3 separate regions of the Homo sapiens genome follow, and regions 2 and 3 are each linked to region 1. A link is a loop called in an ENCODE intact Hi-C map of the cell type or tissue named here. Cell type or tissue: dorsolateral prefrontal cortex. All regions are shown on one strand.

Region 1 (8,000 bases):
TGGGCTGTTCATCTTTTAATCATTGAGTTGTAATAGTTCTGTATGTTCTAGATACAAGTCCTTATCAGACATGATTTGCAACTTCTCACATTCTGTGGATTGCCTTCCCACTTTCTTGAGAGTGTCTTTTGAAGCGTGAAAGTTTTTAAATTTGATTTTTATTTTGATATATATCTAGTTTGTTTTTTATTTTTATTGCTTATGCCTTTGGTGTCATAACTAAGAAATCATTGTTCAATTCCAGGTCATGAAGATGTATACCTACATTTTCTTCTAATAGTTTTATAATTTTCACCCTTATATTTAGTTCTTTGATCCATTTTGAGTTAATTGTGTATGGCATAAGGAAGGGGTCCAACTTCATTTTTGCATGTGGATATCTAGTTTTCCTAGCATTATTTGCTGAAAACTGTTCTCTCTTCATTGAATTTTCTTGACACTTTTGTCAAAAATCAATTGACTATAAATGTGAAGGCTTATTTCTGGATTCTTAATCCTGTTCCATTGCTATATGTTTATTCTTATGTCAAGTCCACGCTGTCTTGATTATGGAAACTTTGTAGTAAGTTTTGAAATCAGAAAGTGTGTGTCCTCCAAATTTGTTAGTTTTCAAGATTATTTTGGCTATGGAGGGTGTCTTGAATTTCCACATGAATTTCAGGATTGTCTTGTTGATTTCTACGCAGAAGTCAGCGGAGTTACTGATAGGGATTGTATTGAATCTGTAGATCAATTTAGGAGGAGCATTGCCATCCCAGCTTAACAAGATAAAGCCTTCTAATTCATGAACATGGGATACCCATTGATTTATTTAGGTCATCTTTAATTTCTTTCTACAGTGTTGTGTAGCAGTTTTCAGAATATAAATTTTGTACTTTATCTTTTAAATTTATTCCTATTTCATTCTTTTGTATGCTATTATAAGTAGACCTATATAAATGATCCCTAAGAAGAGTACTTCAAATTTTCTGGATCAAAAATCTTGTCTGGCTTGAGCCATGTAACCATGTTGGCACAATCAGTCACATCTAGGGTTATGTGGTCCTTCCACGTTATATATATGGTATGTATATATATACAGTGCTGTTTCTCCAACAAAAGCTTGAATCTAGGGTGATCTGAGTGGGTTTACCATGCCCACTACAAGCCCCTGCCCAGAAAGTGGACCTTTGTTTGGAACTCAGTTATCACATAAATACTCATTTATTATTTTTTCAGGACTATTCATTTACTTTATGAAAATTAAAATACAATGTTATTTTTAACAAGTAGTAAATGGAAAGAATGAGTAATATTAAAGCTTTCATTTCTATAAATGATACTACTTAGACCTCCCTATTAAATATTCTGGGCTCAGTATCAAATTCTATTGTAATATCTTTGAAAAGCATAGAAGCAGTTTCTAATTTAAAACTCTAGCTAGCTGCTGCTCTGCTAAGAATAAAGATTGACCACAAATTCAACTTAATCTGTCGATCCTTTGCATTTAGGCTATCATATTTGATTCAGAATAACTCCGCTCTTTAAGACAGTTTTTAATGACGTGATGAGAGAGGAAATGCAAAATATTTTACATTAGCCTATACTCTATTTGTCCGTCTAGTTATAATAGACAGACTCATTATAAATTATGACTTCCTATTTCATAGATATGAAGATTAGTCAAATATGTAGAACAAGAGAAAAAAGGATAGCAATGAAGTAATTCGTGATGGACTTTTTTTTTTCTTTTGAGACGGGGTCTCACTTTTTGTCCCAGCTGGCGTGCAGTGGCATGATCATGGCTTACTGCAGACTCACCTTCCTGGGGTCAAGTGATCCTCCCACCTCAGCCTCCTGAGTAACATGCCACCACACCAGGGCTAATTTTTGTCTTTTTTGGGGGGTAGAGATGGGGTTTTGCTATATTACCCAGGCCAATCTCAAACTCCCAGGCTCAAGTGATCTGCCCACCTCTGCCTTCCAAAGTGCTAGGATTATAGGTGTGAGCCATCATGCCATGACGGACTTCATAAACATAGTAAAAGGTTTCAGCCAAAGCAGTTTGATTTAAATGGATGTTTTAATCCTTGGCTTGCAATAATTTTATCCTCTGGAAAGTATGGCTTTTCAGTCAACGTATTCACTTTTGGCCTTGACCGTGTAGAGCAATTACAGGAGCCCATATCAACAAGTGTCTTCAGTTGTTGCATTAGTGCCTGGAGCCAGAACACAAAGGTAGCCAGAGAGGGTGCCCCTAAACCGTGTCTCCCCACATCTCTGACTCTGAACCACACATGCATGGAGCCTACTCAAAGCAACCTAGCTATGGACAGAAGATCTCACTAAGACCAGACTTGTAGCCCTGGAAACAGTTTGCAGTTTGTGCACAGACAAGAGAACTATCTGCTAAAACAAAGGAAGCAACACTCATTGGAGAAAAAACAGAATCCAGAATCTTCACCACCTAACATTCATAATATCTGGAAAAGAATCCAAAATTCCCAGATCATGGAGAATGAGGACAAAAGAAAATCAACTCCAGCTCTCAGATGAACCAGATGTTGAAACTAACAGACAAAAGGTTCAAAACGACTGTGATAACTATCCCCAATGAGAAAAACAAACCATGTTTTCAATGAATGAGAATCTTAGCAGAGAAATTAGAGGTGTTGGTAGAGAAATGGAAAACAGTAGGAAGCAACCAAATGGAAATTCTAGAAACAAAAAATAAAATTTCTGAAGTTGTATGTAACAATATATAATAGATCTTTTATAAATGTAAGCTATTATTATTATATAAGGGTAAAGATAAGGTATTTTGCCTTTATTTTATTATACGTTTACCAGTGAAATCGAAGCAGATAGGACAATTCTATCCACCTTTTCATCTTCTAAACCTTATTCTCTTTGGCCTTGAGAAAAAAAAAGTCTGGAATATACTTAGTGAAGTGAGAAAGTTGAGGGAGGTGGGGGACATAGACTATGGCCCTTCCCTCTTTCCTGCTACTTCTGTCCTGCTGTGAGCACATCTGTGCTGTTGTGCTTTATAGAGAAAATTCCAGTTTACCTCCCTATTTCTCTCTCTCTCTTCTGGGTCCTGAGTAACAGGAGGTCAGCTTTTCTAGGCCTTTCTTATCTCTTCCCCTGATAAAAGTTGGATTCATGTGTAGTGCACGAACAAATAAAGCTTTGGGGCTCTGGTTCCCTCCTCTTCTCCCCCTGCCTCTTCCTCCTCATTGTCACATCCTTATTGTAAATACTTTAGGGGCAGTGTATAAAAAATGGCACTAATTACTGAAACAATGTTATTTACCACATACACTGGCAGAATGTTTACTATGTTTCTTTACAGCCGGGGTTTATTTTTGTTTGATGTATTTAGTTGCTGTGAAAATGAACGTGTTGCTCACTCTCGATAGACCTGTTCTTCCTCCTCCTTCCTCCTTCTCCTTCTGTGCCAGATCGTCCTCCTCTTCAGCAGCTTCTCTTCCTTCATTAGGCCTTCTGGGCAGTTTTTAGGATGTCTGCTCCTAAACTATTTCCATTTAAAATTGTTCTAGTGTATCAACACACCAATCACTTTGACTCCATGCAAGCTGGTCTCTGCATTTCAAACCTAGCTTCCGTGTGTTAGTCCTTTTTGACATTTTTATAGGGTTTCTCCAGGAAAAAAAAGAAGAGCATAGCAAAGGTATGAGCCATCCTTATGGAGTGCCAGCCTAGAGGGAAAGAGGAACTAAACATTGTTTGTATACTTACCACCTATGAGGGCCCCTCCACCATGTTTGACACACTCTTCTTGCAGCTAACTGGTGAAATAGATGTTTTGTCCCTGGTTTTATATCTAAAAATACTATACTGAGGTTAAGTAACCTGCCCAGAGTCTCACACGGGGTAAGAAGGGACACCAGAATTCAGTGATAATTGTATCATTCCCAAGCCTCTTGGCTTTTTAAATTTATTTACTCTAAACCATACTGCACCTCTCTAAGTAAAAGGTTAAGAGAACTCAGGAATGCAAATGAAAAAGCGCTTGTCAAGGGAGAGAGAAGAGAGAGAGGAGGGGGAGGGAGAGAGAGAGAGAAAGAGAGAAAGAAGGAGAGCGAGACCGATCGTGCCATTGCACTCCAGCGTGGGCAACCAAGCGAGACTCCGTCTCAAAAAAAAAAAAAAAAAAAAAAAAAAGTAGAGCACAAGAGCACTCATGATCTTCCTATGTTGTCATTTTTAGCCTTTTTCCACCTTATATGTGCTGAGAGCTGTTCTGCTGCCATTTTCTCTCCCTGCCTCAAGAGCACATTTAAGTGCAAGTGAATGGGGTGGGATTGTGATTGTTACACTGAGTGATTGCTTAGAATCTGCCCTACCGTATCTGCCGGTGTATAAAACTCTACCGATGTTACCAAACTCTGAGAGGATGTGAAGCTCTAGTTTTCACTGTGCTGAGCTGATTACCTCATGTCGTCACCAGGGGGCAGCACCTTCCCATGCCTTTGGACTTAGGAGCCTCGGGGCGGTGGGAAGCCCACACCAAACCCCATGCCTTAGCTGGTCACCTCTTACCTTCCAAGCCTGATCCAAGTTTGGGCAAAACGGATGTAAATGTGTTTTTAATTTTTTTTTTCTTATTTGAGAGGGGGGCAATTGGAGGGAGGAAATACAGCTTATATGTTGGCATACACATTTGAAATATTTGGTACTTTCTAAGCAGGAGTTTTATGTGTATTCTGTGTTCTTTTCTCTACTGAGAAAATAACTATTTCCTTTGCTAGGGATGCAGTAATCAGCAATGCCTGTTGCAACCATAAGTTACACCATATTTTCTCAAAGAAACATGGTAGTAATCAGAGGCCATTGTTCAAAGTACTGACTTTAGTCAGCTGACCTGCAATCAAACCTCAGTTTAGGCACTTACTAGCTGTGTGACCCTGGGCAAAATACTTAACCTCTCTGAGCATCACATACTCATCTGTGATATGAGGACTGCAATACATTCCTGCTTTCTTTTTTTGACAAATATTTATTGAGAATTTCTTTACTTGTGGAATGTGGTATTATGTCCTGTGTTTAATGGTCTTTATATGTATCTCCCAGTTCAGTTTCATATAAATTGGCCTCTTGTTTCTGTAACTAGGATTGCATTTCTGTCAAAAGTCTTGGCTTATACAAGGACGCTCAAAGGCCATCCAATCTGCAAATACAAGACAGAGCTGCCTCAGGAAATGCCCGATGATTTAATTAAAATGTGAAGAGTAGCCCACAGAGAGGGCAGGTGTGGTGTAACCCCACCCTGCAGGGATGAGGCGGGCATCCTCCTTCTCGGTGACTTAGCCTGGAGTACTACCTTGGAGTAGTTTCAGAGACGGTTCTCAGGACAAAAAGTTGACCCCTGTTTTAGGGAGGCTGCCTTGTGGCCACTGGGCATGCTGATGGTTTGCCATCTAACACTTTATGCCTCTCACTTGTCCCCATTTTGAGTCCAGGCAACTGTGACCCCTGGAATTATGGAGAGTCTCTTGGGACTGTCGTTATTATTTTTATTCTTACTGAGGTAAAATTCACATAACATAAAATTAAGCATGTTAAAGTAGACATTTCATTTAGTACATTTATAATATTGCACAATCACCCACTATCTAGTTCCAAAAATCATTTTTTTGAGTTTCTATTTTGATATGATTTTAACCTAGGAAAAAAATTACAAGAATTGTACAAGGAACTCTGCATAACCTTCCACCAGATATATTCACTGTTGATGTTTTGCCTCATTTCCTCCCTGGTGTTTGCTTTCTCTCTTTCTCTGTTTGCGTGTGCATGTGTGTGTGTGTGTGTGTGCGCATATGTGTGTGCATATGTGCATATGTGTGTGTGTATATATACATATTTTTCCCCAAAAAAACACTTTAGAGCATGCTGGAGACATTGTGTCCCTTTAGCACTAAATACTTAGTAGGTACGTATTTGCTAATATGGCCCTATTGTACAATTATAAAAACCTGAAAATGTAACATTCATACAATTCTATTGTCTAATCCACAGTCATGACTCAAAATTCATCAAATTTCCTTTACACTTATTCTTTCCTAGACGAGGATGCAGTCCTCCATCCTGTGCGGATTTAGCTGTCTTTCTTTTTGCTCTCCTTTGATCTGGAATAGTGCTTTGCCTTTCTGTGTGTTCTTTGACCTTGACATTTCTAGGAGAATACAGACCATGGTTTTGTGCATCATCTCTCTCAATTTGGATTTGGCTAATGCTTTTCATGATTAGATTCAAGTTCTTATATATCATCTCCCTCCCAAGGGAAAATGGGTCCTGATTTCCACATGCTAAACTTAGGAGCATTGATTATCCTATTACCCCTACAAAAACCAGTGATGGCACGGAGACGGCATTTTTCAGCCTTACATTGTAAAGCTGTCCCAATTCTGTGGGCTATAGTGATATGAGGGTCAGTTTCCTGAAGACCATGGAAAATCTGCTGCTATTCCTTTAGTTTCGGGCATCATAGAATGGGAGGTTTATGGCTTCAAGACTGGAAGATGGTGATGCAGAAGCACATTGTGCAGCCCTTTGGGTTAAAAATCATTCTTTCATATTGTGTGGCAAAATGGAATTTGCTTTATGTTCATTCACTTGTCAGATGCTGAGTGAGAAAATGACAATTTACAATGTAAATTCTTAAGATAATTAAGTCAGTCTTCTATGGCATGGTGAAAAATTCCCCAGGCTGCCTACTGGGCTCCTGCACACTTTGCCTAGAAGGATGAATTCTTCTCTTTACCTCGCTGTGTAACTTCCCTCTGCCAAGCAAAAGCACCTCGCTACCTTGAGAATAAATTGACAATCTCAATTTTGATATGTTGCTGATTTCTTTTGTGTACATGATTATTAATGTACAGCTTATCTTAGCAGCAGATCCAAGGAAGTGATTCTTTCTTTCTACTGTTTCCATGTAGCCAGCCTTGCCCAAGTCTTTGTTCCTCTTTCCCCATTCACATGTATTTGATAATTCAGCTTTTCCTAAAATATTTTGCCTTTTGTTTTTAAAGTTGAAAGAGCTATATGCAAGGCCGGGCTCGGTGGCTCACGCCTGTAATCCCAGCACTTTGGGAGGCCGAGGCAGGCGGATCACAAGGTCAGGAGGTCGAGACCAGCCTGGGCAACATAGTGAAATCCTGTCTCTACTAAAAATACAAAAAATTAGCCGGTCGTGGTGGCGGGCCCCTGTAATCACAGATACTCGGGAGGCTGAGGTGGGAGAATCACTTGAACCCTGGAGGCGGAGGTTGCAGTGAGCCAAGATCGCGCCAGTGCACTCCAGCCTGGGTGACAGTGTGAGACTCCGTCTCAAAAAAAAAAAAAAAAGAGCTATATGCAAACATTCAGATTAAATTTGGATTACTTTTAAGCCACATGAACAAAATTCCCCTCGCCAGTCTGTTCCCTCTAAGAAAAAAATTATCTGTTGCCTTTTTTTCTTAAGCTATCTATTTGGAAATAATTTGGGGTTGACTGAACTGTCGCAGCCATAGTACAGAGTGTTACCCTGTTCCCTTTACCTAGCTTCCGGCAATGCTAATATCATACACATTATGTCTTACACAAAGTATATTTATCAAAACCAAATATTAACAGTGTGTGATCCTGTTAACCAAACAGCAGAGTGTTTTAGGATTTCACCAGGTTTTTCCCTGATGTCCTTTTCTTTCCTCAGATCCCAGGTAGCATTTAGTTATAGTCTCATTCAACCTGCGACAGCTTCTCAGTCTTTCCTTATTTTTAATGGCCTTGATATTTCCTAGCAAGTCTGGTCATGTGTTTTGTAGACTGTTCTTCAGTTTGGGTTTGTCTCATATTTCTCATGATTAGACTGGGGTTATAGGTTTTTGGAGAGAAACTTACAGAGGCAAGGTGCCTTGCCACCTCGTATGAGGAGGTACGTCTCTCCTGACTTTTACAATTTTTATTCTCTACTATTGTGTGGTTTTAAATATCTTTCTATGGTGCTAATACTG
Region 2 (8,000 bases), 700 kb after region 1:
GTCCTATAGATGAATAATTTTTCTAACAAATCTTCAAAGTCTATAAAAGATTTAGTCCATTAAAATGTTACAAAGTTTATTGTTTCCTGCAATATTTTTACAGGTATATAAAAAGAGCTCTCGTCCATGCTTTTGCTAAGTTACTAATTTCATTACAAGAAAGAAACAACAGGGAAGAAAAAGATTGTATACCCCTAAACTGTAGACTATAAATAGGGTTATAATTTGGCACAGGGAAAGAAATAAGGGAAAGGAGAAAAAGGATAATTAGGATGCAAAAAAGGAACATGGTTTATGAATTACCTTGAAAGCACAATTTTAAAATATAACTATTGTATACCCCTAAACTTTAGACTATAAATGGGTTATAGTTTGGCACAGGGAAAGAAATAAGGGAAAGGAGAAAAAGGATAATTAGGATGCAAAAAAGGAACATGGTTTATGAATTGCCTTGAAAGCATAATTTTAAAATATAACTACTTTAATTCATTCCCATCCTGAGACAATGCACAGAATAAAGCCAACAGTTCCTCCCTGGCCTGCTGACAACTTGATTAAGCCAAGTGACTTCTGATGTCCCCATTCAAAGGAGCAGAAATCCAAGCTAGTGCACAATGCGCAAAAGGAAGTGAGAGACGTTAATGAGATGTTGGATCATTTTGCAGACAACATCAAGGTTGACTAGCTGTGTGGACCAAGTGCACTGCAGGAGTCTCCAACCACTGGAAAATCTGACATTTGCAGAGCTGACTGTTTTGTTCTCCAGCACTGCAACCCTGCTCCCTCCCCAAGCCAGTACGGTGCTCTGCAAAGGTGCCAGCAAGAGCCTTTCCCTCCATCCATCAGAGAGCAAATTGTTCACTATGCAACCATATTCTTTCTCATGGATGCCAAAGAAAATAAAAAATAATGCAGAATATTGGCAAAAAGCCAAACATAGGCAAGGAACTTGAAGTTTTAGCATTTTACTAATTTATAAAGTGGAAACCGATGCAACATTAAGCCTGTTTAGAGCCAGGCCAGTTTGAGTGTTGGCTCTGCCGTGGAACATTAGGAAAGCTACTTAACCACTCTGACCCTCAGGCTCCTCATATTCGTATATCCTTATATTTAACACAGGACTTCTATGAGGACTAGATGAAACAACACATAAAGCACCTAACACAAGTCCACATTATCTTATTCACATTCTCCAAATCCAAAAAGCTCTGACAACCAAAGATTTGTTTCATAGCTCACTTTGGAGGCACACCCTGACCTGCCATGACATGAGGACATTTAGGCTTTATTTATCCCACTTAATATGAACATTTATGTTTCCCTGCAGAAAAATTAATGGGTTGATTATAGGGAGTTGTCCTAGACCCTTCCAGAGCATTATGTAATATATAGCATATGCATAATATTAGCTCTACATATTCAAAACGTTCTGAATTCCAAAGTACATCTGGCCCAAAGAATTTCAGATAAGGAACTGTGAACCAGAGGACATCCTCATTTGATTATTAATTTATAAATCCCCTATGCCCAGTTCATTGAGTACCAAGACCTCCTATGTATGCTTTCAATTTATGATAAAAGAGCTTATGTGAGCGTTTATGGCTGTTTTGAGTAAATTCTATGATATCAGTGAGTTCAGGGTCATCTTCCAAAAGAGAAGCAGAGTTTCTGGGCAAAGCATTCCGCTACTTCTAGACAGCACTTGAGTCTCAAGGCACAAAGCTTAAGGAGGAAAAGTTATAACCTCTCTTGTTCAGGAAACACCATTGAACAAATGAATGGAGTCAAGTTAAAGGAAACAAGGAATGGCCATACCGTAGAAGCCTGCTGAACTCCATCAGGAGCCTGGAAAAGACACTGAGGAGCACTGAGTGATTTGCCTTCTCCCTCCCAGGGTAGGTGCAAACTGCCGACTCCAGGAAGCACTCTAGGAGCTATTCAGTTGGTGCAAAAGTAATTGTGATTTAACAATTAGTGCAGTTAGGAGTGCAGCTTCAGAGCAAGTTTTCATACTACATGGCTGGTCTGCAATGCAGCAGATGGCAAGCACATGGAAATTTGGAAAGATCTAACTTGTAGGAACTGGTTTTGGGCAAAGACTTCATGACTAAAACACCAAAAGCAATGGCAACAAAAGCCAAAATTGACAAATGGGATCTAATTAAACTAAAGAGTTTCTGCACAGCAAAAGAAACTATCATCAGAGTGAATAGGGAGAAAATGTTTGCAATCTATCCATGTGACAAAGGGCTAATATCCAGAATCTACAAGGAACTTAAACAAACTTAAACAAATTTACAAGAAAAAAACAAACAACCCCATCCAAAAGTGGGCAAAGGATATGAACAGACACTTCTCAAAAGAAGACATTTATGCGGCCAAAAAACATATGAAAGAAAAGCTCATCATCATTGGTCATTAGAGAAATGCAAATCAAAACCACAATGAGATACCATCTCATGCCAGTTAGAATGGTGATCATTAAAAAGTCGGGAAACAACAGGTGCTGGAGAGGATGTGGGGCAATAGGAGCGCTTTTACACTGTTGGTGGGAGTGTAAATTAGTTCAGCCATTGTAGAAGACAGTGTGGCGATTCCTCAAGGATCTAGAACCAGAAATACCATTTGACCCAGCAATCTCTGGTATATACCCAAAGGATTATAAATCATTCTACTATAAAGACACATGAACACGTATGTTTATTGCAGCACTATTCACAATAGCAAAGACTTGGAACCAATCCAAATGCCCATCAATGACAGACTGAATAAAGAAAATGTGGCACATATACACCATGGAATACTATGCAGCCATAAAAAAGGATGGGTTCATGTCCTTTGCAGAGACCTGGATAAAGCTGGAAACCATCAATCTCAGCAAACTAACACAGGAACAGAAAACCAAACACTGCACGTTCTCACTCATAAGTGAGAGTTGAACAATGAGAACATGCGGACACAGGGAGGGGAACATCACAAACTGGGGCCTGTCAGGGGGTGGGGGGCTAGTGGAAGGATAGCATTAGGAGAAATACCTAATGTAGATGAGGGGTTGATGGGTGCAGCACACCACCATGGCACGTGTATACCTATGTAACAAACCTGCTCATTCTGCACATGTATCCCAGAACTTAAAGTATAATTTAAAAAAAAAAAAGGAAGAAGAAGAAGCACTGGTTTTGGGGAATTGCATAAATTAAATATACAGTAAGATACAACTATAAAAAATAAATAGCTCTCCATTCATTTCAGGCTGCTTAATTCTTTAGCATACGTTTATCTGAAGGGTGTCATACACTTGTACTCATTTTTAACTACATCTAAAGCTGAATTAATAATAAAATCCTTAACTTTATCAAGAGCATAAGTAATCAATCTTTCAATGCTTTTCAAATGCCACATCGGAGGATATCAAAGCATTGTGGCAAAACTACTAGTGAAGTATTGGCACCATCTGATGGGTGAGATTGGAAACTGCAAGTGTACATGTACCACTTAAAGCTGAAGTTATAAACTTTGACAAGCCAGTGTTATTTCCTCAAGTGCTGATCTCCTTCCAAAATTTTCATCATAAATCCGGCAAATTCACACTAACAGACTGATAGTCACACTAGTAGACTGAGATATTAATCAAGTTGTTAAAAGAAAACATAAATGTAAATATTTTTTAAAGAACTCTTTTATAAGAATTAAAATAAAAGACATACACAAATATACATATCTTTTTTTCACAGGTGTGTTTAAATTTAGTTCTCTTTGAGACCTGGACAGTGCACATTGGTTGTTTACATAAGGAAGAGGTTGTATATTTAGGTTGGTGCAAACGTAATTGCAGTTTTTGCCATTACTTTTAATTGCAAAAACCACTATTAAAAGTAATGGCAAAAACTACAATTACATTTGCACCAACCTAATACAATTCATTCTACAGACTCCTGCTCAAAGAAAAGCCCTATTCTTATGATACATGTGATAAATAAAAAGGAATATTTGAGCTGTATGGGCAATCTCTTTTTATGTTTTCCCACTTTATGTGACTTTTTAAACTGATTGATTGCATTAGATAAAAGGGCTTCTTCTGGGCCAGGTGTGGTGGCTCATGCCTGTAATCCCAGCACTTTGGGAGGATGAGGCGGGCTGATCACTTGAGGTCAGGAGTTCGAGACCAGCCTGGACAACATTGTGAAACCTTGTCTTTACTAAAAATACAAAAATTTGCCAGGCATGGAGGCACATGCCTGTAATCCCAGCTACTAGGGAGGCTGAGGTTGCAGTGAAACGAGATCACACCACTGCACTCCAGCCTGGGCAACAGAGCGACACCCTGTCTCAAAAAACAAAGGTAGGGGGCTTCTTCTGAGTATGTATATATAAATATATATATATATAAATATATATAAATATATATATAAATATATATAAATATATATATAAATATATATAAATATATATATAAATATATATAAATATATATATATATAAATATATATAAATATATATATATAAATATATATATATATAAATATATAAATATATATATATATAAATATATATATATATGCCCTTTTATCTAATGCAATCAATTATATATATATATAATTAGGTTCCCAACAGTCAATACTTTTAATTTTTTCACTCTTCCTCAGAAAATTTTACATAACATTTAAATGTATTAAATAAATAATAAAGACACAAATATTTTGATTAATCATTCTTCGCCTTCGGCCTAGATATGAAAATCAGGGAGACTGAAAAACTGTGGCAATTGTGGAAATAAACAAAGATTACCCAAAGGAGAACAGAGAAGGACTATTTATTCAGAACTTGCTCTAGCAAGGGAGTCAGCTACTGTCACTCGAATTTGGCAGAGACTCAAAGGCAGGCAGAGGAAGGCTTTATAGCAGGGAAAAAAATGGGGAATGCTCCAGTGTGCCCTGATTAGAGGCTGTTGGCATGGGGAAGCTGGAGGTGGTTAGGAAGAAGCAGGGCATCCTATGTGATTGGTTAGGGAAACATATTTGGCTTTCTCTGGTTGGTCTTAAGTTGGACACGGACAAAAACTATGGAAGCTGTCCATTAGTAATTAAGTGACCTCTCAGGGTTAGGGATCTTGGTTATCCTTCCATCCAGGAAAGAGGCCCACACAGCCCCAGAAGCAGACTCCAGCCATTTGGGTGGGGAATTCTGAGGACCAGATACCTGCACATGGTCCAGAAAGGGAAACGCAGGCCCTGGGTGGTCATGTCCCCTTGGCCTTGCAGAGGAGGTGCAAGGTTGGAGATGGGCTGGAGGAGGGGGGCAGGGAGGCAGTCCAAAGCTTGGAGCCCAAGGGAGGGGCCCTGTTGTCTGAGAAGCCACTGTCCTGAGCCTTTGTAAAAACACGAATCTCCCATGATGCTCTTTTCCACTTCCTAACAGCCTCTTATCTGCAGATCCTGGAGTGAGACTTTGAATTCTCCTTTGGCTAAGAGAGTTGTCTCTCACCACCAAAGGCTTACTCAGGGAAAGAATAAAAATTATTACAGGTAACCCTCCAGGCAGGGTCCAAATTTATATTCTCAGTAATTTTAGCAATAGTCACAAAACTTTATTTACATAAATCCATAACAAAAAGTAAAATTAATGTCCCAATTTCAAATATTCTGTCTCACTGGTAAACCAGTTTTCTGGACTTCTAGTTCCAGGAATATGATCACTGTGTGTGTTTGTATTGGCCATCAGGAATAGGTCTGGGATCTTCTTATGCCTTAAGACAAATGGAGGTTATAAACTATTTATGTTAAAAGAGAGAGGGAGGGAGGGAAGGAAAAAGGGATGGAGTCCTATCCGAGAGTCCTTGGTTATTTACCTTTTATAAATTAATTCCCACTAGCCAGTGTGTCAAGGTCAGCAATGACAATATCTTCCAACCCTGATATGTTCTGCATTTGAAACATGTCAAGAGTCGCTTGAGATGACTTACCTATTTTGTTGTCAAACCTATTGCTTAACTTTTCAGCTATTCTTGCCACTGCTCTGAGACAAACAGTGGAATTCAAGAGTTAGTTTTATGACCAGGCTTAAGAGTTTTTCTAAAACACTTCCAGCCAGTGAGCTCAAAACATTCCTTTTCTTAAAAACAGAATTTATTGTACACAACCTTACTGTGACAGGAGAAAGTGTTAAAATTAAAATTCAGAAGAAGCCCTTTTATCTAATGCAATCAATTAATTGAAAAAGTCACATCAAGTGAGAAAGCAAAATAAGAGATTGCATACACACACAGCTCAAATATTCCTTTTTATTCATCACATGTATTGTAAGCACAGCCCTTTTCTTTAAGCAGGAGTCTGTAGAATGAATTATATAACCTCTTCCTTATGTAAACAAACAATGTGCACTGTCCAGGTCTCTAAAGAGAACTAAATTTAAAGAAACTGATGAAGTAATCTCAGAGCATTGTTCTTCTAGATTTCTACTCTTTTTCCCTTTTGTACTTAATATGGCCGCAGTTTCTTTTTTTTAATTTATTTTTATTTTTTGAGACGGAGTCTCACCCTGTCACCCAGGCTGGAGTGCAGTGGCGCAACCTCAGCTCGCTGCAACCTCCACCTCCCGGGTTCAAGCGATTCTCCTGCCTCAGCCTCCCGAGTAGCTGAGACTACAAGTGCGTGCCACAACACCCAGCTAATTTTTGTATTTTTAGTAGAGATGGGGTTTCACCAGGATGGTCTCGATCTCTTGAACTCATGATCTGCCCGCCTTGGCCTCCCAAAGTGCTGAGATTACAGGCGTGAGCCACTGCGCTCGGCAGTTAATCTTTATAGAATCTCTGAGTTATTGTTTAAAAATTTCATTTTCACACTTTCAGTTTATATAATGTTTAACTATGACATTTACAGTATGTCATTTACAACTGGTACGATCACGTTTGGGAGCAAACACTATTGACTCTTCTGACATTTGCTTGTAGAAACAGAAATGCACACACCTGTTAGGGAGCATTCCACTAGCCTCTGATGGTTACCAAAGAATTTTACCAAGGGAATGAGCAAATTAATATAGTGATATAGTTAAGTGGGACTTACAGTCTATTTATGATGAATGCATATGTCCACGCATGCGTTCACATGCACACACACACACACACACACACACACACACACACACACACACTCCCTGACTTCTCAGGAATGTGCATCTTGAGGGAGATCCTTTAGTTTTGTTGAGAAGGGATGTTAACAACGATGCAAATGAATGAAGCCAGGAAGGATAGAGTGGAACTGGACCAAGATGGAACTGGACCAAGATGCCAGACTAGAAGCAGCTCATGTGCACCACTCTCACAGAAAGGAAACAAAAGGGCTAGTGAACACTGACCCTGCAGGCCAGTCATCTGAAAAACTACACTGTGGTCGGGTGCAGTGGCTCATGACTATAATCCCAGCACTTTGGGAGGCCGAGGTGGGCAGATTGCCTGAGGTCAGGAGTTTGAGACCAACCTGGCTAACATGGTGAAACCCCGTCTCTACTGAAAATACAAAAATTAGCTGGGCTTGGGTGGCACATGCCTGTAGTCCCAGCTACTCGGGAGGCTGAGGCAGGAGAATTGCTTCAACCCATGAGGCAGAGGTTGCAGTGAGCCAAGATGGTGCCACTGCACTCCAGCCTGCACAACAAAGCAAGACTCCATCTAAACACACACACACACACACACACACACACACACACACACACACACACATTGGGATCCATCAAGGTAGCCAAGAAACATAGAGAGCAGAACTGGGCACCAGCCTGTCTGGGCTCAGTGCAGAGCCAGGAGAATCTCTCCAATACCAGAAAGGATGAGTGAGTGAGAGCCCCCTGAGGGATTCACACTTTCCACGAGGACCTGTGCAAAACTGAGAATGGGAGAATTCTCCTGGCCTTCCCACACCCCCCACTGCACTTCAAGACTAAGGCAGAGAACCACCTGGACATTTCGCAGGGGCAACTCTTGAGTCCAAGGGGACCTCTCC
Region 3 (8,000 bases), 510 kb after region 1:
TCTTAGGCTTTCCTTTGTGGGAAGTTTTTAATTACTAATTCAATCTCTTTACTTGTTATATGTTTCTTAAAATTGTCTATTCTTGAGTCCATTTGGGCATTATGTGTCTTTCTAAGAATTTTTTATTTTATCTAAGTTACCTAATTTATTGCCATGCACCTGTTCATAACATTCCATTATAATCCTTTTTATTTCTTTAAGGTCACTCATAATGTGAGGACACAGTTTTAATTGCCTACTTCAAAGGCACAATTTATTTATTTATTTATTTGAGACGGAGTTTCACTCTTGTTGCCCAGGCTGGAGTGCAATGGCACGATCTCGGCTCACTGCAACCTCCACCTCCCGGGTTCAAGCGATTCTCCTGCCCCAGCCTCCCTAGTAACTGGGATTACAAGCACCTGCCACTACACCCAGCTAATTTTTTGTGTTTTTAGGAGAGACGGGGTTTCACTATGTTGGCCAGGCTGGTCTCAAACTCCTGACCGCAGGCGATCTACCCGCCTTGCCCTCCCAAAGTGCTGGGATTACAGGCGTGAGCCGCTGCACCCAGCCGAGCACAGTGTATTTAAAGTCTCGTACTTTTTTGTCTAAAAAGTCATAGAATAGATCTATTTTAATACAAAAATAATATTTCACATTATTTAACATTAAGCAAAATTGAAGTACCAGGGAGCATTCCCATATTTATCTTGTTTCACCACTCCATCATCCAGCAAGGCCCGGGCCCCCCTATGTGAGACACATCATGACAAGATAGATTCTCCTTAATCAGGGTTTTCTAGCTCTTTCCAGGACAGCTGATCTGTCCCTAACTCTGCTAAGATCCTGAGTTGAATTACCAGGGCTCCACAATAGACTCACAAACTGGAGAAACAGGACCAAAGAGCTAACAAGTTTCATTGGGTGGATAGAGGAACTCACAAAACATTCATGTGCTCTCATAGGTCAGGGGAGATTATGTTGTTAGTAGGAGTATTTGTGTGGAGTGTATCTATGTCCTGTGATGAAGGTGGCAGTGCAGGATCACCTGTAACTGTCATCTCCTTTTACCTCTGGGATAACAACAGCAAAAACTAAGGACCCCAAGTGAAGTATTTTCCTTTGAATAAACACCAGAAAAGACCATTTCTAACAGAGCTACATTTCAGATGATTGACTAATGCAAGTCTCATTTCTTTCAACTTCAACAAATGAGGTCATAGCCAACATTCAGGTATTCCCTGTAGAAAAAAAAGAAAGAAAGAATGAACGAAAAGGAAAACCCAGCATTAAACTGTGTTTTTAGAATAAATTGGTTATCTTTAACCTGGACGGTTAGGTGGCATTCACATAAACCTGAGATAGAAGTGATATTTAATGCATACATTAGCTGAAACATTTCCTTCAAATCCTTAAAATTAAATTAATCATAAATTAATCACTCAGCTTCAGTTCCTAGCAAAGATAATCATTATTAAGGTGTGTTAAATTCGTCGCAATAAAAATATATTCAATTTCCCTCTTTATATTTTTTAGAAAAACTGTTCTTGAAAACCACCTGCTATTTAGTCATTGACAAGTTTGGATCAGACATCATAAAACTGTGAGTATGCCATGACACATAACTCTGATTCCATTGCTGGGACATGGGAGGAACAAGAAAACTGGGAGGTGGGAGGCTCTGTGTTCAGCATGATGCGCTTTCTGGACAGGGCTCGAGGTGTTATTCCAGCTCTTAGTAATAGTGGAAAATTGGAACCTAATTTGGATCCTTCGTCACTCTACGCAAAGGCTCCCCTTGAATTACAGTGTGGTAACCTGTACTTGGGTGATTGAACCTTTCTCCTGAGCCCTCTCCGCCTCCCTGGATTCCCAGGCCACATCTTCTCTCCCCACTTAGCTGGTTTCCTGGCTTCTCTCCGCCTCCCTACTCCCAGCCCTTGCTCCTCGCATTATCACAGTCTGCTTTTTCTTTTACTGTTTTTCTTTTTTTCCTTTTTTCTTTTCCTGAGACAGAGTCTTGCTCTGTAGCCCAGGCTGGAGGGCAGTGGTGTGATCTCGGCTCACTGCAACCTCCACCTCCCAGGTTCAAGCAATTCTCCTGCCTTAGCCTAAGAGGCTGGGATTACGGCGGGCATGTGCCACCACACCGGCTAATTTTTGTATTCTTAGTAGAGATGGGGTTTCACCATGTTGGCCAGGATAGTCTCAAACTCTTGACCTCATGATCCACCCACCTTGGCCTCTCAAAGTGCTGGAATTACAGATATGAGCCACCAGGCCCAGCTACTATTTTTCTTTTTTTGAGCTCAGGGCACTGAATCAAATAAGCCCTGTTTCTCAGTTCATGGCAGTCTCTCATCAATGATCCATACATGGCTGTCTTACACTTTTTATATTCTTATTTAGTTACTTTGAATACTGAAATAAGCTCCTGAACCCACCACCCAAAACAGTCTAGGACCTTGACCATAACTTTCTCTGCTCCTATGGTCCCTCCCCTTTATTCTCAGGCTTTTCCCACCCAAGTGAGCATCATCCTAAATTCCGTGTTCATCCTTCTTCTGCTTTCTATAAAAAAAATTATGGAGGTTTTTCTATAGTTTTATTATGTATAAAATATACAAATATAAATCATTCATTATCATATAATACATGTTATTATAAACATTTTATAATTTATTACACATAAATTATATGTTTAATTGCTTTCTGGTTTTAACTCTTGTGAACAGTACTCCTAGGAACATTCTATTTTTTTTTAACTTTAAGTTCTGGGATACATGTGCTGAACATGCAGGTTTGTTACATAGGTTTACATGTGCCATGGTGGTTTGCTGCACCTATCAACCCGTCATCTGGGTTTTAAGCCCCACATTCATTAGGTATTTGTCCTAATGCTCTCCCTCCCCTTTCCCCCACCTTCTGACAGGCTCTGGTGTGTGATGTTCCCCTCCCTGTGTCCATGTGTTCGCATTGTTCAACTCCCACTTATGAGTGAGAACATGTGGTGTTTGGTTTTCTGATCTTGTGATAGTTTACTGAGAATGATGGTTTCCAGCTTCATCCGTGTCCTGCAAAGGACGAGCACTCATCCTTTTTATGGCTTCATAGTATTCCATGGTGTATATGTGCCACATTTTCTTTATGCAGTCTATCATTGATGGGCATTTGGGTTGGTTCCTAGGAACATCCTTACATGATTCCTCTTCAAGGGGCCATTAGCCTTACAGCAGAGATGTTCACAAGACAGCATCCCCCCTCTACAACAGGGTAGCCTAGAGTCTACAACATTTTAAAGACAGAAGGAACTTAAAATCATACAGGCAGGGAGGTCATCAGTAATCTGTCATACTGTGCATCTGCCTCTCTTAATAGCGATCTCGCTCTGTTGTGGCAAACAATTTTTCATAACCCCTGGGCTGTGTTTGGAAGGCAGGGACCCTTTATTCTTAGCTAGTGCCACTATTATTGCCACTGCCTCCTAACAGGACTCCAGGCCTACAAACTTGCCCATTGCCCTGCAATTTCATAATCTACATTATAGCTAGACTAGTATGTTTTAATGCAAACCTAACTATGGTACTCCCTTAACGTAAAATTATTCGAAGTCTTCACATCCTCTGGAGGACTCCTAGCCCCATACACAAGGCTCATCAGGAACTGGTTTCTGAGGGCATTTCCAGACTCACCCCTTGCCACTCCATAGCACACTACACTTCAAACCACTTGTAGTCTCCCCACACACCAGGAGGTTTCTGCCTCAGGATCTTTGTACGAGATGTTCACTCAGCTTGGCACATCCAAAACCTCTACCCCCTACCTCTACCCCAAACAAATCTTATGAACCCACTCCTATACACACAGGCAAACAGGCACACACACACACACACACAAACACGTGCACACACACAGATGCACACACGCACACACACATACACACACACGCATGAGCACATGCACACTCATACAGACATGTACATTCATGAGCATGCACGCATTTTCCTAATACCCTGTGCAAGCCCGTAGCATGGCATTTACCACAGCTGTTTGTAACTGAATTATCCATTTACTTTTCTAAGCTGCTATCTAGATGGAAAACAGTTTGAGGGCTAGGACTACATTTTATTCATCTTTGCATCTATCTGCAGGTACTTAGCAAAATACTGACTATATGTTTATGAAAGTAAAAAAGAAAGTAAGAAAAAGAGGTAGGAAGAGTTGGGGGGAAAAGGAGAGAGCTTTGTATCTCCAGGCCCAGGTGTAATACTTAAGCATGGAAAGTCTTCAATAAGTGTTTGTTGAATTAATAAATTTTTTTAAAAAAAGTATGATTACAGATGAGCCATGACTAGATTGCTGTGAAGAAAGCCTTTTAAAAGTATGAAAACAGTAAAAAAAAGAAACCCTTTTCGTCTATTTGATGAATCTATTTATACACCTAGTAGGAGCCTAGATCAGGGAACCAGATCAGCAAGCTGAAAAGTCCCAGAACTCAAAGGGGGCAATACATGCAAATGTCCAAAAGGGGGTGCCAGAGAGCAGCTCCCAACAGCAGTGTGCTGGGAGTTACCGAGAAGTGGCCTGGGTAATTCAGACACAACTTGCTCTTCTGTACCTGGCTATAGAGTGGTGAGTGTGAGAACCAGTGAAGCACAAGGATCAGAGAAAGGACAGACACAATACTCATCACTGCAGATGCAAACTGTACAGCATGTGAACTGTACAAGAGACAAGCGGGCATAGGTATGGAGAAAGAATGGGACCAGCGGGCCGGGCGCGGTGGCTCACGCCTGTAATCTCAGCACTTTGGGAGGCCAAGGCGGGCGGATCACGAGGTCAGGAGATCGAGAGCATCCTGGCCAACATGGTGAAACCCTGTCTCTACTAAAATACAAAAAAAATTAGCCGGGTGTGGTGGCGCGCGCCTGTAGTCCCAGCTACTCGGGAGCTTGAGGCAGGGGAATCGCTTGAGCCCTGGAGACCGAGGTTGCAGTGAGCTGAGATGACGCCACTGCACTCCAGCCCGAATCACATTTTTCTTTCTAATAAAGAGACTAATTCTCGCTAGCATGAGGTGGGCCACTTTTGAAGAACCACAGATGTAATAAATGAATAAATAACAGATGTCTGATCCCACCTTCGTGGTTCTGTCCACCATGTGTTTTGTTTGTCCATAATTTCCTATGTGTATTAGTTGTGAGCTGATAGAAATGTTTCCTCATTGGGCATGTTCTTCATACAGCTTGTTTTAAGCCATCAGACACAGCTCGAGATTGATGGAGAGCCTGAAAATGACAACCTCATGATTTAGTTTTACTTGAATATCAGTCTTCCAATATTAAATGTATTTTCTAACCCAAAGGGCATCCTTCCTTATTATTTCACACCACTCAGTTCTCAATAATTCATGGACTAATTGTGCAGCAATTACATTTCCTTCCTACAGGCAGAGCCACAAGATGTTAAAAAAAAAAAACAAAAAAAGGATACCTGAGAACTCAGGGGTTCCCCTAAGAACCTGAGTCATGCAGGGAGGAGCTACTTCAGGGGGCAGCTCAATCCCAGCCAGTGACACAGCTGGGTCCCCTCTGTGTGTCTCAGACCGCCATTGCTCTCTCCATTCCTGTAGCAAGCCTGACTCTGGTCTCTGTCTGGCTGTGTTGCTTTCTGGTATCTATTTATGCTTCTCTCTAAATCACAAATTCTTATGTCCTAAGCCCAGGAGCTCTCTGAGATCAGGACAGGCATAAACTACTAACAGTTTTAAGAAAAAAATGCAAAACAGAATTGATAACAATTATGGTATACCTTAGATGTAATTAATGGCTTTGGGAGAGGCATTAAAAATACAGGGCAGAGCCACTGCACTCTGTGACTCATGCCTGTAATCCCAGCACTTTGGGAGGCTGAGGCGGGTGGATCACTTGAGGTCAGGAGTTTGAGATCAACCTAACCAACATGGTGAAACCCCATCTTTACTAAAACTATAAAAATTAGCCAGGCATGGTGGTGAGTGCCTGTAATCTCAGCTACTCAGGAGGCTGAGGCAGAAGAATCACTTGAACCCAGGAGGTGGAGGTTGCAATGAGCCAAAATCATGCCACTGCACTCCAGCCTGGGCAACAGAGAAAGACTCCATTTAAATTAAAAAAAAAAAAAAAAAAAGGTGGGGGGGGAATATAATTCTGTTATTCCCAAGATAATTACAAGATTTATAGAAATAATTAAATTCTAGTACACTATAAAGGATGTGACCTAGAAACAAGATAAAAGTATTAAGTTATATGAAGAAGATCTTCCAGTTCTGCTGGGGGATCTCTGTGACTACAATTTGTATATAAAACCTCCTTTGAAAGTAATGTCACAGGTCTAAATATGAGCACTTTCAAGTGAAAAAGGCTCTATTCCCCTAACCCTGCCACAGGCTCTGTTACTCTGCCATGTGGTCATCCTTGCTCCTCTTTAGATTTATGATGATAACGATGGTCATCATCATCGACTGTAATTCTACCATGATTCTAATTCAAGCAATCAATTAGCTGGCTATGCCAAAGTGTTGAAGCCCTGCCCTTCCTGCATGCTGCACTCTGTACACTTCTATAGCTGTAAAGGTAGTAAAAGGAAGTAAATGAAAATGTGATAGGTTCAACATTATGAAGTTTGAAAGTCACCACTCTGTTCTAACAGCAGGTTAAAAAGCTGAACAAACTGAAAAACCAACAATACTTCATAGATCTTTAAGAGAAGTAAGATCAGGGCTGGGTGTGATGGCTCACGCCTGTAATCCCAACACTTTGGGAGGCCAAGGCAGGTGGATCACTTGAGTCCAGGAGTTTAAGACCACTTTGGCCAACATAGTGAAACCCCGTCTCTACTAGAAATACAAAAATTAGCCGGGGGTGGCGGTGCACCTCTCTAATCCCAGCTACTCTAGAACCTGAGGCATTAGAATCACTTGAACCCAGGAGGCGAAGGTTGCAGTGAGCTGAGATAGCGCCATTGCACTACAGCCTGGGTGACAGGGGGAGACTCTGCCTCCAAGAAATCAAACAAACAACAAAAGAAGTAAGATTATTGGGCAAGCAGCTGCCTCCGAAAGTGGGGAGAAACAGGTGGATACAGAGAATCACAACTTTCCAGGGCAAAAATTGCCACAGGAGCCAGCATTAAAGAAAGATAATCTGTACTGTAATAGACAAATTGCTGGAGCTAGACGTAGACAAGACTGTGTTAAAAATTCCAGGGGAACCAAGTCATAGGGGTGTGCCCACCCACTCTTTTGTGAGTTTTACCTCCAAGAGTTCAACTGATTTCTCATAGTAGTTATTAGAGACACACACACACACACAAAAACCTCTCATGTTTCTGATGGTAGGAGTGAGGGAGCAGGGGAGAAATGAAAAAGAGTAGAAAACAAAAATAAAAACAAAGAACAACGGTAACAAATAAAAAACAGTAACAAATATGGTAGGTATTAACTATATCAATAATCATTTTGACTGTCAATGGTTTAAATGCACCAACTAAGAAACAGAAATTGTCAGAGTGGATCAAAAAATTAGACTCAATTATATGCTGTCTAGCAAGAAACTCACTTTAAATATAAAGATAAATATAGATTAAAAGGAGATAGAGAAAGCTATACCATGCTAGCATTAATCAAAAGAAAGAGCAGCCATGTTAATTTGAAACAGAACATACTTCAAAGTGAGGAAAGTTATCAGGGATAAAGGGATAAGAGTTACATAATGATAAAGTGGTCAGTTCTCCAATAAGACAAAAATTCTTAATATGTATGCACCAAAAACAGAGCATCAAAATATGGGAGGCAAAAACTGATGGAACTGCAAGGATAAATAGATGAATCTATTATTGTAGTTGGAGACTTCAACATCCCTCTATCAGAAACGGACAGATCCAGCCAACAGAAAATCAGTAAAGACATATGGTAATCTTCCCTTATCTGTGAGAAATATGTTCCAAGACCACCAGTGGATGCCTGAAACCATGGATAA

Evidence for each region. Hi-C counts contacts between places; a loop is a spot of excess contacts. Peaks named below come from ENCODE experiments on the same cell type or tissue, not always from the same donor. Only the 100,000 strongest peaks of a DNase experiment are listed, where the experiment ranks them.
Region 2: a loop joins it to region 1, with 7 times the contacts of the local background. A loop is called at or near these places in 76 of 110 quality-filtered maps.
Region 3: it touches region 1 in a loop (4-fold over the local background); 36 of 110 quality-filtered maps call a loop at or near these places.

The regions. Positions count from the first base shown.
Region 1 is chr7:37,178,630-37,186,629 of GRCh38, reverse strand. The region is part of intron 13 of ELMO1 (engulfment and cell motility 1); the gene reads left to right. Among named protein-coding and RNA genes, the nearest start is that of ELMO1-AS1, 180 kb to the right of the region's middle. In dorsolateral prefrontal cortex, CTCF peaks have their summits at 4,258 and 4,459 (motif pointing right); a DNase peak (open chromatin) is centred at 4,469; H3K27ac peaks cover 893 bases.
Region 2 is chr7:36,483,388-36,491,387 of GRCh38, reverse strand. No RefSeq gene overlaps it. Among named protein-coding and RNA genes, the nearest start is that of ANLN, 98 kb to the right of the region's middle. In dorsolateral prefrontal cortex, CTCF peaks have their summits at 3,261 and 3,465; a DNase peak (open chromatin) is centred at 7,374; H3K27ac peaks cover 858 bases.
Region 3 is chr7:36,667,528-36,675,527 of GRCh38, reverse strand. AOAH (acyloxyacyl hydrolase) reads left to right here. Exons shown (of 21, transcript NM_001637.4): 3 at 1,519-1,585. Among named protein-coding and RNA genes, the nearest start is that of AOAH, 53 kb to the left of the region's middle. In dorsolateral prefrontal cortex, CTCF peaks have their summits at 4,291 and 4,496 (motif pointing right); a DNase peak (open chromatin) is centred at 4,517.